Regions from separate parts of the Homo sapiens genome. Here regions 2 and 3 are each linked to region 1. Evidence: chromatin contacts called from ENCODE Hi-C or POLR2A ChIA-PET data. All regions are on one chromosome and are shown on one strand. The core of a region is the stretch at or near the end of the contact, and the rest is flanking DNA. Distances in the headings are between cores, read along the strand shown.

Region 1 (3,795 bases), core at 707-3,206:
AGACAAATCATAGGCCACATGTGTATCTTCAACCTGGACCTGCACTGAACTTCAACACATTCCAACTCATGCTCCATATGAATGTTTATTAGGCAACTCAATACATCCAATAATGAGCTTCTCATACTCCCCTCTCCCCCAAAACAAAATATATACTTGTTGTTAATTTTGTTCTGCACGCTTTCACAAAATAAAATAAAATAAAATAAAATAAAAAAATACGGCTGAATGGCATTCTGGGCATTCAGAACCTTTTACCAAGATAACTGAGGGTATCTTTCTCTGTGTTCATTCTACCCAAGGGAAAAATCCTGTATGAAATTTGTATCACTTTTTCTGTGAGTTACCAAGAGAATAAAAATAAACAAAGAAATTTGTATCACATTATAATCAAAATTCCTGTTTTCCATATTTGCCAAGCAAATATGGGGTGTGTGTGTGTGTGTAAAGTTAGTGATCTTACAAACCTAGCTGAGTACCCTCTGCTCTGGCCCGTGAGCCTGACATTTTTTTCAGTGTGTGTGTGTGTGTGTTGTGTGGTGTGTGTGTGTGTTGTGTGGTGTGTGTGTGTGTGTGTAAAGTTAGTGATCTCACAAACCTAGCTGAGTACCCTCTGCTCTGGCCCGTGAGCCTGACATTTTTTTCAGTGTGTGTGTGTGTGTGTGTGTGTTGTGTGGTGTGTGTGTGGTGTGTGTGTGTGTGTGTGTGTGTGTAAAGTTAGTGATCTTACAAACCTGAGTACCCTCTGCTCTGGCCCGTGAGCCTGACATTTTTTTTCAGTGTGTGTGTGTGTGTGTGTGTGTGTGTTGTGTGTGTGTGTGTAAAGTTAGTGATCTTACAAACCTAGCTGAGTACCCTCTGCTCTGGCCCGTGAGCCTGACATTTTTTTTCAGTGTGTGTGTGTGTTGTGTGTGTGTGTGTGTGTAAAGTTAGTGATCTTACAAACCTAGCTGAGTACCCTCTGCTCTGGCCCGTGAGCCTGATATTTTTTTCAGTGTGTGTGTGTGTGTGTGTGTGTGTGTGTGTAAAGTTAGTGATCTCACAAACCTAGCTGAGTACCCTCTGCTCTGGCCCGTGAGCCTGATATTTTTTTCAGTGTGTGTGTGTGTGTGTGTGTGTGTGTGTAAAGTTAGTGATCTCACAAACCTAGCTGAGTACCCTCTGCTCTGGCCCGTGAGCCTTAATCCTAGCGAGGGCTCGCTGCGGTGGTCTAAGGGCCTCCAGATCCCACCCGGGTAGGACTTCGCACAGATGCAGCTCCCGCGCCGGGAGTGAGCCCATCCTGGCACCCGTGTGCACAGTCACCCTCGAATCACGGCTGAACGGCATCCGACGCGAGTGGCTTCCTGCCTCTATTCTACCCATCTCCTTACTCAGGACGCCATCGCGGGTTTCCCAGGGCCAACCATTCCCGCCGCGCCACCCTAAGACGCGCCCGGCGCCCAAACACTGAGGAAGCGGGTGGGGTCCCCTGCGGCCCCTGCAGCGGGAGGGGCGCCCGGACGTCACAGCAGGGCCGCCCGCCCGCCTCGCGGCCTCCCGCCTCCCGCCCCGCGGACCCCGCGCGTCCCCCGCGCTCCTTCCGTGGCCCAGGTCCCAGGCGAGCTCCGCCCCTCAGACCAGCGCGCTCGAGGTCGCCCCGCCACAGCCCGTCCTCTACCCGCCTCTGCTGGAAAACAGGCCGCAGAATATAGGTGTTCTCGGGCTCCCCTGCGTTCTTCTCAGCCTCAGGCACCCCGTCGCCCACCGAGAAGGACACTCCGATGGACGTGGCCATGCCGGGGCTTCTCGGTCCGGGCGTAGCTCGCGATGAAGGCCTAGCGGGTTGCGGTCGCGGCCGGCAGCAGGGAAAGCGTCTCCAGGGCAACAGGGCCGCCCTCCCGCCTCGCTGAAGCCCGCGAGCGCCCCGCACAGCCGCCCTCCCTGCCCGCGCCTGCGCACCGGCTGCTGGGCGGGAACTGGTCGCGTCCGGACGCGCGACAGCTTCCACCCGCCTCAGGCAGTATCAGCCGCGCCGCAGTCGGAGGAAATAGACGCGGGGCCTGAGGCTCCTGGACTTGAGGTATTAGGCTGGTGCAGAAGTAATTGCGGCGGCCGGGTGCGGGGGCTCAGGCCTGCAATCCCAGCACTTTGGGAGGCCGAGGCGGGCGGATCACCTGAGTCAGGAAGAGTTCAAGACCATCCTGGCCGACATGGTGAAACCCCATCTCTACTGAAAATACAAAAATTAGCCGGGCGTGGTGGCGCGTGCCTGTAACCCCAGCTGCTCTGGAGGCTGAGGCAGAATAATCTATTGAACCCAGGAGGCCGAGGTTGCAGTGAGCCGAGATCGCGCCACTGCACTCCAGCCTGGCGACAGAGCGAGACTGCGTCTCAAAAAAAGAAAAAAAAAAAAAAAGGAAGGAAGGAAAGAGACTTAGGCTGCATTCCCCGCTTTTAAAAATATATATTTATTTTTATTTTTTTAAACGAAGTCTCGCTCTGTCACTCAGGCTGGAGTGCAGAGGCGCGATCTCGGCTCACTGCAACCTCCACCTCCCAGGTTCAAGCAATTCTGCCTCAGCCTCCCAAGCAGCAGGGATTACAGGCGCGCCCCACCACGACCGGCTAATTTTTTTTGTATTTTTATTAGAGACGGGGTTTCACCATATTGGCCAGGCTGGTCTCCAACTCCTGACCTCAGGTGATCGCCCACCTCGGTCTCCCGAAGTGCTGGGATGACAGGCGTGAGCCATCGTACTCTGCCGCATTCCCTGCTTATAAGCACCAGTCCCTGGTCCTGTTTTAGAAGGCTGTTGTATCTTGGCCTCTGCTAGCTTCAAAAACTAAGGCCCGATGAGGTAGCTCGTGCCTGTAATCCCTGTTTACAGGAGAGGCTGAAAGGGCAGGGATTCCTTTTTTTTTTTTTCCCACTTGAGACAGGGTCTTGCTCTGTTTCTCAGGCTGGAGTGCAGTGGCACACTCACCGCTCACTTCAGCCTCGACCTCTTGGACTCAAGCAGTCCTCCCACCTCAGCCTCTGGAGTACCTGGAACTACAGGCGAATGCCACCGCGCGTGGCTAATCTTTTTAATTTTTGTAGAGATAGGATCTGGCTATGCTGCCCAGGCTACTATTGAACTCTTGGGCTCAAGTGATTATCCCACCTCAGCCTTCCGAAGTGCTGGGACTACAGGCATGAGCCATCACAGCCAGCTGGGATATTGTTTTTCGAATCGCTGTCATGTTCTGTACTATATGCAGTTCCTGAAAGAATGGAGGCAAGAAGGAGTCAGCTAACCACTGTGAACTGTCTTAGTGCCAAGGACCCACCCTTCTCTCCTTGGGGTCCTGCTGACCCATCAGAATAGGGCTGAGCCAGGATGGGGCTTGTGGAGATGATGTGTATGAGTGTGCATGCACTTGTGTGTGCATGCCTAACATCCAAAACTAGATATAAATTCTTTAAACTTTTCATTAGTTGGCCAGGCACGGTGACTCGCACCTGTGATCCCAGCACTTTGGGAGGCCGAGGCGGGCGGATCATGAGGTTAGGAGATCAAGACCATCCTGGCTAACATTGTGAAACCCGGTCTCTACTAAAAATACAAAAATTAGCTGGGTGTGGTGGCATGTGCCTGTAATCCCAGCTACTTGGGAGGCTGAGGCAGGAGAATTGCTTGAACCAGGGAGTCGGAGCTTGCAGTGAGCCGAGATCACACCACTGCACTCCAGCATGAGACTCTGTATCAAAAAAAAAAAAAAAAAAAAAAATTCTGCGTGAGTTGTGTGGAGGTGTCAGTACCTTTCCCCAGC
Region 2 (3,956 bases), core at 426-2,925, 82 kb after region 1:
TAGCCACATGAATGAGTTTAGGAGATCCTCCTCCATTCAGGCTTTGAGATGAATGGTAGCCTAGCTGACATGTTGACCACACCTTTGTAGGAGACCCTAACCAAAGGCCACACCCAGATTGCTGACCCAAAGAAACTGAGATAACAAACGTTTGTTTTTTTCAGGCAGTTTAATTTTGGAACAATTTTTCACTCAGCAATAAATATCTAATACAATTCATCTCGCAGTCTGAATGGATCTTTTACCTATGCACAATTTTGTAGTATCATGCATTGGTTATTCAAAAATACTTGTTTACTGAGTAATGCAAACATTTCAAATATTAATGGTTTCATTACACAGTATTTTAAAAATCATCTGTTTCATGTCACCACTGATCTTATCAGAAAGCCTTCAAGTACTGGGAAAGTATCAAGCTCACAAAGGTGGGTACAAAAAATTTTCTAAAATCCTGTTTTTTGCCTGAAAGCTCTTTTGTAATTTATCATTGTTTTTGAGATGAGGTCTGTCATCAGTAGGCTGAAGTGCAGTGGTGCAATCATGGCTCATGCCTTGACCTCCCAGGCTCAATCCATCTTCTCACCCCTCGGCCTCCTGAGTAGCTGGGACTACAGGCATGTGCCACCACACCCAGCTCATTTTTTTCTTAATTTTTTGTAGAGATGGGGGTCTCCCTATGTAGCCCAGGCTGGTGTGGAACTCCCAGGCTCAAACAATCCTCCCGCCTCAGCCTCCGAAAGTAATCCCAAAGTGTTCGGATTACAGGTGTGAGTCACCACGTCCGGCCAAACCTCTTTTTTAAAATCACTGATAACAAACACTCTCAGTTGTATTGAAGTAACAAGCTCACATTTTCAAGAAAATGCCAACTGTCAAAGTGTAAACTGATAGTCTGTCAGCGATTTTTCAAGTAAAAAGAATGTTCCATGAAAAAAGCTGCCTACTTCAGCTCGCTACTCTAACAATCACACAAGTGCTTTTCCTTAAGGTAATCATAGTACTTCATTATGCCAAAGTGCTTTGTGCATACATCCTATTTCAAACAATATTTTAAAACTGTGTACTCAAGGATCAGGATTTAATGAAATTAATCATTTTTATTGCTTCATCAAGAACATTATTAAAGAAAACTGCTTTTAAATTAATTTATTATTTTTTTTTGAGTTGGGGTCTCAATACGTTGCCCAGGCTGGTCTCAAACTCCTGGGCTCAAGCAATCCTCCCGCCTCAGCCTCCCAAAGTGTTGAGATTACAGGTGTAAGCCACTGCAACTGTCCTATTTATGTTTCTTTTATAGACAGGGCCTCACTCTGTTATACAGGCTGCAGTGCAGTGGCATGATCATAGTTCACTGCAGCCTAGAACTCCCAAGCTCAAGCGATCCTCCCACCTCAGACTCCCAAGTAACTAGGACTACAGGCACGTGCCACCATGCCTAACGAATTTATTTTTATTTTTTGTAGAGATAAGAGTCTTCCTATGTTGTCTGGGCTACTCTCCAACTCCTGGTTGCAAGTGATCTGTTCAACTGTGGCCTCCCAAAGGACTGGGATTACAAGCATGAGCCACTGCACCTGGCCCTGCCTTTTAGATTTTTTTTGTAAACTTCAAATATGCAGCAGTGAAGAATTCACTATCTAGTGATACAGCCTGAAGCCACCACATGAATTCAACCAAGATGCCAGCAGTCTGACTCATCATTGTTTCTGAACTATCAGTCTAAATGTCACCACAATGAAAATAATTTGATGTCCAGTATAATGGTGCATGCCTATAATCCCAGCTACTTAGGAGGCTGAGATAAGAAGATCACCTGAGCCTAAGAGTTCTGGCCTGTAGTGTGCTATGCCAGTCAGGTGTCTACACTAAGCTCGACATCAATATAATTACCTCCCGGAAGTAGGGGGACCACCAGGTTACCTAAGGAGGGGTGAACTGGCCCAGGTTGGAAACAGAGGTCAAAACTCCTGTGCTGATCACTAGTGGGATCACGCCTGTGAGCAACCACTGCACTCCAGCCTGGGGCAACACAGCAAGACCCCATCTTGGGAAAAAAAAAAAACCCTTAGTATTATTACGTAAGTTGTTTTAACTTTACAGACAACCTGAAAGGGAATATTAGGGACCTGAGCCCACACCTGAACTGTGATTTAAATCAATACTGTCTTAAGAAAATAGTTTCTAAAGACCCATTTCAAGTTATAACGTCTAATAATGAAAGGTAAGAATGACTTCCTAACTGTAAAAAGTCATTCTCAGTGTCGTCCTTACTGTACACCAATTCAGAGATAAAAAAAGGAAGAAAGCGGCCAGGTGTGGTGGCTCACGCCCGTAACTCCAATATGGGCCAAGGCCAAGGCCAAGGCAGGCAGGAAGCTTGCTTGAGATCAGTTCCATAGCAGCCAGGGCAAACAGCAATGCCCTGTCTCCACAAAACAAAACAATTAGCCAGGCGTGGTGGCATGCACCTATAGAAGGCTGAGGTGGGAGGAATCCTTGAGCCCAGGAGTTTGAGACTGCAGTAAGCAAGGATTGTATCACTGCACTCCAGCCTGGGCAACAGACTCCATTTCTGCAAAACAAAAGAAAAAAAAAAGAGTAAAGTGGGGCTTCCAAATGGAATTCTTCTGCCTCTGTTCAAAAGCAATACAGCACAGAATTTACTTCCTATAGTCCTACAAAGACGCTGTATTATTCCTTGCAATAAAGAGAAGATAAAGCTTCCAAGGGCATTACTCTTTTGCTCCAAATCTATTCCTAGCATTTATATTTTTAAAATTATGAGCAATATGGTATATTAACAGCATAATGACTATCTGCAGTGAGCAGTCCAGAAAGCACTTCATTACACTACAGTATTCAGACTTTACAGCTTTCCTCTTGCCTTTTATTTCCAAATCTAGACAGTATATTCTTTTGTTTCTTGCTATAATAAACACCAAAGCTGCCAAGTTAAAAACATTTATCTCGGCCGGGTATGGTGGCTCATGCCTGTAATCCCAGCACTTTGGGAGGCCGAGGCGGGCGGCTCACCTGAGCTCGGGAGTTCAAGATCAGCCTGACTAACATGGAGAAACCCCGTCTCTCCAAAAAAAAAAAAAAAAAAAAAAAAAAATATATATATATATATATATATATACACACACACACACACACACACATATATATATATACACATATATACAAAAAATAAAAATTAAAAAAATAAATAAAAAGGTTTATCTCATAAAAACTCTCAACTAAAGTACTTTATCAAAAGACATACATATAATTTTATTCATCCTTTTGTTACAACGTATATTTCCTCCTCTTAGTTTACCGATGAAGGCTATGTATGTATTATCCTAAGTGAATTAATGCAGGAACAGAAAGCCAAATACCGGACGTTCTCATAAGAGAGAGCTGAGTACAAACAGACACAAAGAAGGGAACAGACACCAGGGCCTGGTTGAGGGTGGAGGGCGAGGATTGAAAAAAATACCTATAAGCCAGGCGTGGTGGCTCGCTCCCGTAATCCCAGCACTTTGGGAGGTTGAGGCCAGAGGATCGCTTGAGCCCAGGAGTTTGGGACCAGCCTGGGCAACATAGCAAGACTCCATCTCTATTTTAAAAAAAAAAAAAAAAAAAAAGTAAAGAAAGGAAAGAAAGAAAAGAAAAGAGAAGAGAGAAGAGAAGAGAAGAGAAGAGAAGAGAAGAGAAGAAAAACTACCTATTGGGTACTACGCTCATTACCTAGGTGATAATCTGTACACCAAACCCACGCAACATGCAATTTACCCATGTAACAAACCTGCACATGTACCCCAAACCTAAAATAAAAGTTGGAGGGAAAAAAATTTGTATGTCTCTTGTACTCAATTGTATTTATTTATTTATTTTGAGAGAGAGTCTTACTCTGCTGCCCAGACTGGAGTGCAGTGGCAGTATCTCGGCTCACTGCAACCTCAGCCTCCCGG
Region 3 (3,524 bases), core at 645-3,144, 110 kb before region 1:
TCAGCGGAGCCTGGCGTGGGAAGAGGATTGGGCACAGCAGAAGGCCCTGCGGTCACCCCGCGGCGGGGGCAGCTCCACGGCATCACAGGGCACAAGGAAGGGTGGGGACAAGGTGGGCAGGGGAACCCCTGTCCCCACTGAGCAAGCTGTCCAAGCTCAGAGAGGATGGCAGTCAAAGGGAAGACGGGTTTCCAGCCAGGAGAGTTTTGTATGAAACTCAGGCGTTTGGAACAGTGAGTGCTGCTTTGAGTGTCATTGTGTAGTGAAGGGAGGAAGTGCATACAGTGGTTTGGAAGAGCCCACTGGCTTCTGGCCCTGGCCTGCCCGGTCCTCCCATCTAAGGCAACTGGGAAACCTCAACAATTCTGTTTTTCCACACCTTGGTGGCTTAAGAAACGGGGTAGGGCCGGGCGCGGGGGCTCACGCCTGTAATCCCAGCACTTTGGGAGGCCGAGGTGGGCTGATCATGAGGTCAGGAGTTCGAGACCAGCCTGGCCAATATGGTGAAACCCCATCTCTACTAAAAATACAAAAAATTAGCTGGGCGTGGTAGCATGCTCCTGTAGCCCCAGCTACTTGGGAGGCTGAGGCAGACGAATCGCTTGAACCTGGGAGGTGGAGCTTGCAGTGAGCGGAGATTGCGCCACTGCACTCCCGCCTGGGCAGCAAAGCGAGACTCTGTCTCAACAAAAAGAAAAGGAAAGAGAGAAAGAAAGAAGAAAGGAAAGAAGGAAAGAAAGAAAGAAAAAGAAAGAAAGAAAAGAGAAAGAAAGAAAGAAAGAAGGAAGGAAGGAAAGAGAGAGGAAGAAAGGAAAGAAGGAAAGAAAGAAAGAAAGAAAAGAGAAAGAAAGAAAGAAGGAAGGAAGGAAAGAGAGAGGAAGGAAGGAAAGAAAGAGGGAGAGAGAGAGGAAGGAAGGAAAGAAAGAAAGAGAAAGAAAGAAAGAAAAGAGAAGAGAAGAAAGAGTGAGCGAGGGCCAGAGCAATGAAGACGTGGGGTGAAGGGGTCCAGAGGCTGGAGGAGGGTCAGTAGGAAGAGCACTTTAGGAATCCCCCCTGCAGGTTCCCAGCCCTTGAGTGACACCTCCTTTTCCCAGGGGGCTGATGCCTCACCTTGATGTAAGATGCCAGGGTCTGAGAAGTTGAGTGAAACAAGACTGAAGAAGGTAAGGACAAAGAGGGAGCCTGTGATAACAGGAAAGGCCCACTCCCCGTTCTGAGCCAGCCACCTGCAACTGAGACCAGAGGCAGGCTCGGTCCTGAGCAGGGGCAGCCCAAAGCCCCCGGCCCAAGGCCTGTGGCTTGCTCAGGTCAGGACCCACAGACCTTCAAGCCAGATCTAAAAATCCAGGCTCCAAATACCCAGGCAGACTCATAATGGCTCCACCAAATGTCACCAGCATGACCAGCCACCCAAAGCTCCCAAAATGCACAGGCACCCTTGACCTCTGCGCCTTTGCACGTCGGTTCCTGGAACAGAATATCCCCTTTTCCCTGCCCGCACCCTTGACCTCTGCACCTTTGCACGTCGGTTCCCTCGAACAGAATATCCCCTTTTCCCTGACCTCTCCCCCGGTCTTCTGCACTCCCCTGCCTCCATCCTATCATCTTCTGTTTCCCTGGCTGTCTCTTTGTGGGAAACCTAACGGCTTGCCTGGAAAACTCACGGGAATGCGAAGAAGAGGCCACTGAAAAAGACCAGCAGCACCACATTGAAGGCAGCAAAGAGGCTAGGGAGGAACCAGGGACGTGGGACCAGAGGCAGGGGATGGGGCTCCTTCACCAGCGGCGTGGCATCCGTTAAGAGTGTCATGGCTGGGCCTCCTTCGCCTCCAGGGGAGGTCAGAGCCACCAGGCTTCCTCCCCCAGCCCAGCTTCCAGAGCTCCATGGCCACGGCAGCCTCAGAGCCGCAGCCCAGGGTGAAAGGAAAGAAGGCCCAGTGTGACATCACAGAGGCTGGGGGACCTCAGCAGAACTGTCTGCAGCCCTGCTCTAGCTGCCTCCGGTGACAGGCACTTCCAACAGCAAACCCCACCCCCACCCCGACATGTGCTGGGGAACCGGGAGTTCCTGCCCCTGAGAGGCTGATGTTGTTGGAGAAAATATGACCTGGAGAAACACATGGGAAGAAAGTTGGTAATTTTCAGCCGGCGCTGTAATCCCTGTAATCCCAGCACTGTGGGAGACCGAGGCAGGCAGATCACTCGAGGTCAGGAGTTCGAGACCAGCCTGGCCAACATGGTGAAACCCCATCTCCACTAAACATACAAAACTAGCCAGGAGTGGTGGTGCACGCCTGTAGTCCCAGCTACTCAGAAGGCTGAGGCAGGAGAATCACTTGAACCTGGAAGGTGGACGTTGCAGCGAGCCAAGATCGCGCCATTGCACTCCAACCTGGGTGGCAGAGTAAACTCCATCTCAAAAAAAAAAAAAAAAAAAGAAAGAAAGTTGCTGGGTTTTTTTGTTGGTTTGTTTTGTTTGTTTGTTTGTTTTTGAGATAGTTTCGCTCTTGTTGCCCAGGCTGGAGTGTAATGGCGCAATCTCGGCTCACTGCAACCTCTGCCTCCTGGGTTCAAGCGGTTCTCCTGCCTCAGCCTCCCAAGTAGCTGGGATTACAGGCATGCATCACCATGCCCGGCTCATTTTGTATTTTGTAGTAGAGACGGGGTTTAGTCATGTTGGCCAGGCTGGTCTCGAACTCCTGACCACAGGTGATCCACCCACCTCAGCCTCCTAAAGTGCTGGGATTACAAGCATGAGCCATATTAAACTTCCTTTATAAAAGGCCTCAAAAAGAAGAAACTGAGGCAGAAATTTAAAAATAAATATGCATTCATTCACTCCAAGACAAGTAACAAGCAAGGCAAAAGTTAAAAAGAAAAGAACAAGTTTTCCTCTGCCCAGCAAGCTCACTTCAAGGACAGTTATAAGATAACGCTGTTTAAGAGGCCAAGGCCAAAAGAATAAGCTCCAGACACCCCTCGCCTCCAGAGCAAAGTTGAAGAAAAAAAAGAAAGACAAATTCTTTGACTGTTACTCCTTTCCCAGGTTTCTTAAGCATGATTATGTTTTACAAATGTCTGTATTTAGCCAGTTCTTGTTTTTCTTTCAATGCAGCTACAAAGTCACCAGCTATGCAAGGCCACAAGTTATGCTATAGATGATGTGACCTGTCATATGATTAACTACTTTTATTTATTGGAAGTCTGCTTATAAAAACCCCGCTCTGTCTTTGTTCGATGCTCAGCTTTTTAGATGACAGTCCACTAAGCCAGTGCGTACCTGAAATAAACAGTCCTCTCGTTCTCTGTCTCAGTCTTGCCAGTCCTCAGTTTCCTGCAACATCTCTACTAAAAATACAAAAATTAGCCAGGTGTGGTGGTGCGCACCTGTAATCCCAGCTACTCGGGAGCCTGAGGCACGAGAATCGCTTGAACCTGGGAGGCGGAGGTTGCAGTGAGCCGAGATCTCACCATTGCACTCCAGCCTGGGAAACAAGAGTGAAACTATGTCTCAAAAACACAGA

What was found. A loop is a pair of places that touch in the nucleus more often than their neighbours do. ChIA-PET counts read pairs that join two places held with the same protein, here RNA polymerase II (POLR2A). Pooled maps may share reads with other maps.
Region 2: a loop to region 1 is called in a pooled map, with 1.9 times the contacts of the local background. The contact joins the enhancer-like site here to the promoter of TM4SF19-AS1 in region 1. A Hi-C loop is called at or near these places in 1 of 168 maps with a recorded cell type or tissue (endothelial cell of hepatic sinusoid) and 1 of 50 pooled maps. POLR2A ChIA-PET finds 5 or more read pairs at or near these places in 10 of 52 experiments (A549, B cell, Caco-2 and 7 more).
Region 3: a loop to region 1 is called in a map with no recorded cell type, with 5 times the contacts of the local background. The contact joins the promoter of ZDHHC19 here to the promoter of TM4SF19-AS1 in region 1. A Hi-C loop is called at or near these places in 1 of 168 maps with a recorded cell type or tissue (naive thymus-derived CD4-positive, alpha-beta T cell), 1 of 37 single-sample maps with no recorded cell type and 8 of 50 pooled maps. POLR2A ChIA-PET finds 5 or more read pairs at or near these places in 7 of 52 experiments (MCF 10A, OCI-LY7, activated B cell and 3 more).

Annotation. Positions count from the first base shown.
Region 1 is chr3:196,316,376-196,320,170 of GRCh38, forward strand. TM4SF19-AS1 (TM4SF19 antisense RNA 1) reads left to right here and starts at 1,957. Exons shown (of 2, transcript NR_046724.1): 1 at 1,957-2,062. It overlaps DYNLT2B (dynein light chain Tctex-type 2B), which reads right to left and starts at 1,865. Exons shown (of 5, transcript NM_152773.5): 1 at 1,665-1,865. The coding sequence starts at 1,777. The region is part of intron 5 of TM4SF19-DYNLT2B (TM4SF19-DYNLT2B readthrough (NMD candidate)); the gene reads right to left. LOC107986031 (a long non-coding RNA gene) reads right to left here and starts at 1,216. Exons shown (of 2, transcript XR_001740547.2): 1 at 599-1,216; 2 at 67-467. RefSeq lists a silencer at 1,385-1,634 and an enhancer at 1,695-1,794.
Region 2 is chr3:196,398,161-196,402,116 of GRCh38, forward strand. All of the region lies in intron 3 of UBXN7 (UBX domain protein 7), which reads right to left. It also overlaps the pseudogene RN7SL738P. Among named protein-coding and RNA genes, the nearest start is that of UBXN7-AS1, 31 kb to the right of the region's middle. Within about 2 kb of position 1,676, at least 3 of the 41 ENCODE cell types and tissues checked have a DNase peak (open chromatin) inside an H3K27ac peak, as active enhancers do.
Region 3 is chr3:196,209,506-196,213,029 of GRCh38, forward strand. ZDHHC19 (zDHHC palmitoyltransferase 19) reads right to left here and starts at 1,895. Exons shown (of 8, transcript NM_001039617.2): 1 at 1,665-1,895; 2 at 1,111-1,232; 3 at 1-10. The coding sequence starts at 1,810. It overlaps LOC124909479 (a long non-coding RNA gene), which reads left to right and starts at 1,910. Exons shown (of 4, transcript XR_007096240.1): 1 at 1,910-2,134; 2 at 3,116-3,272.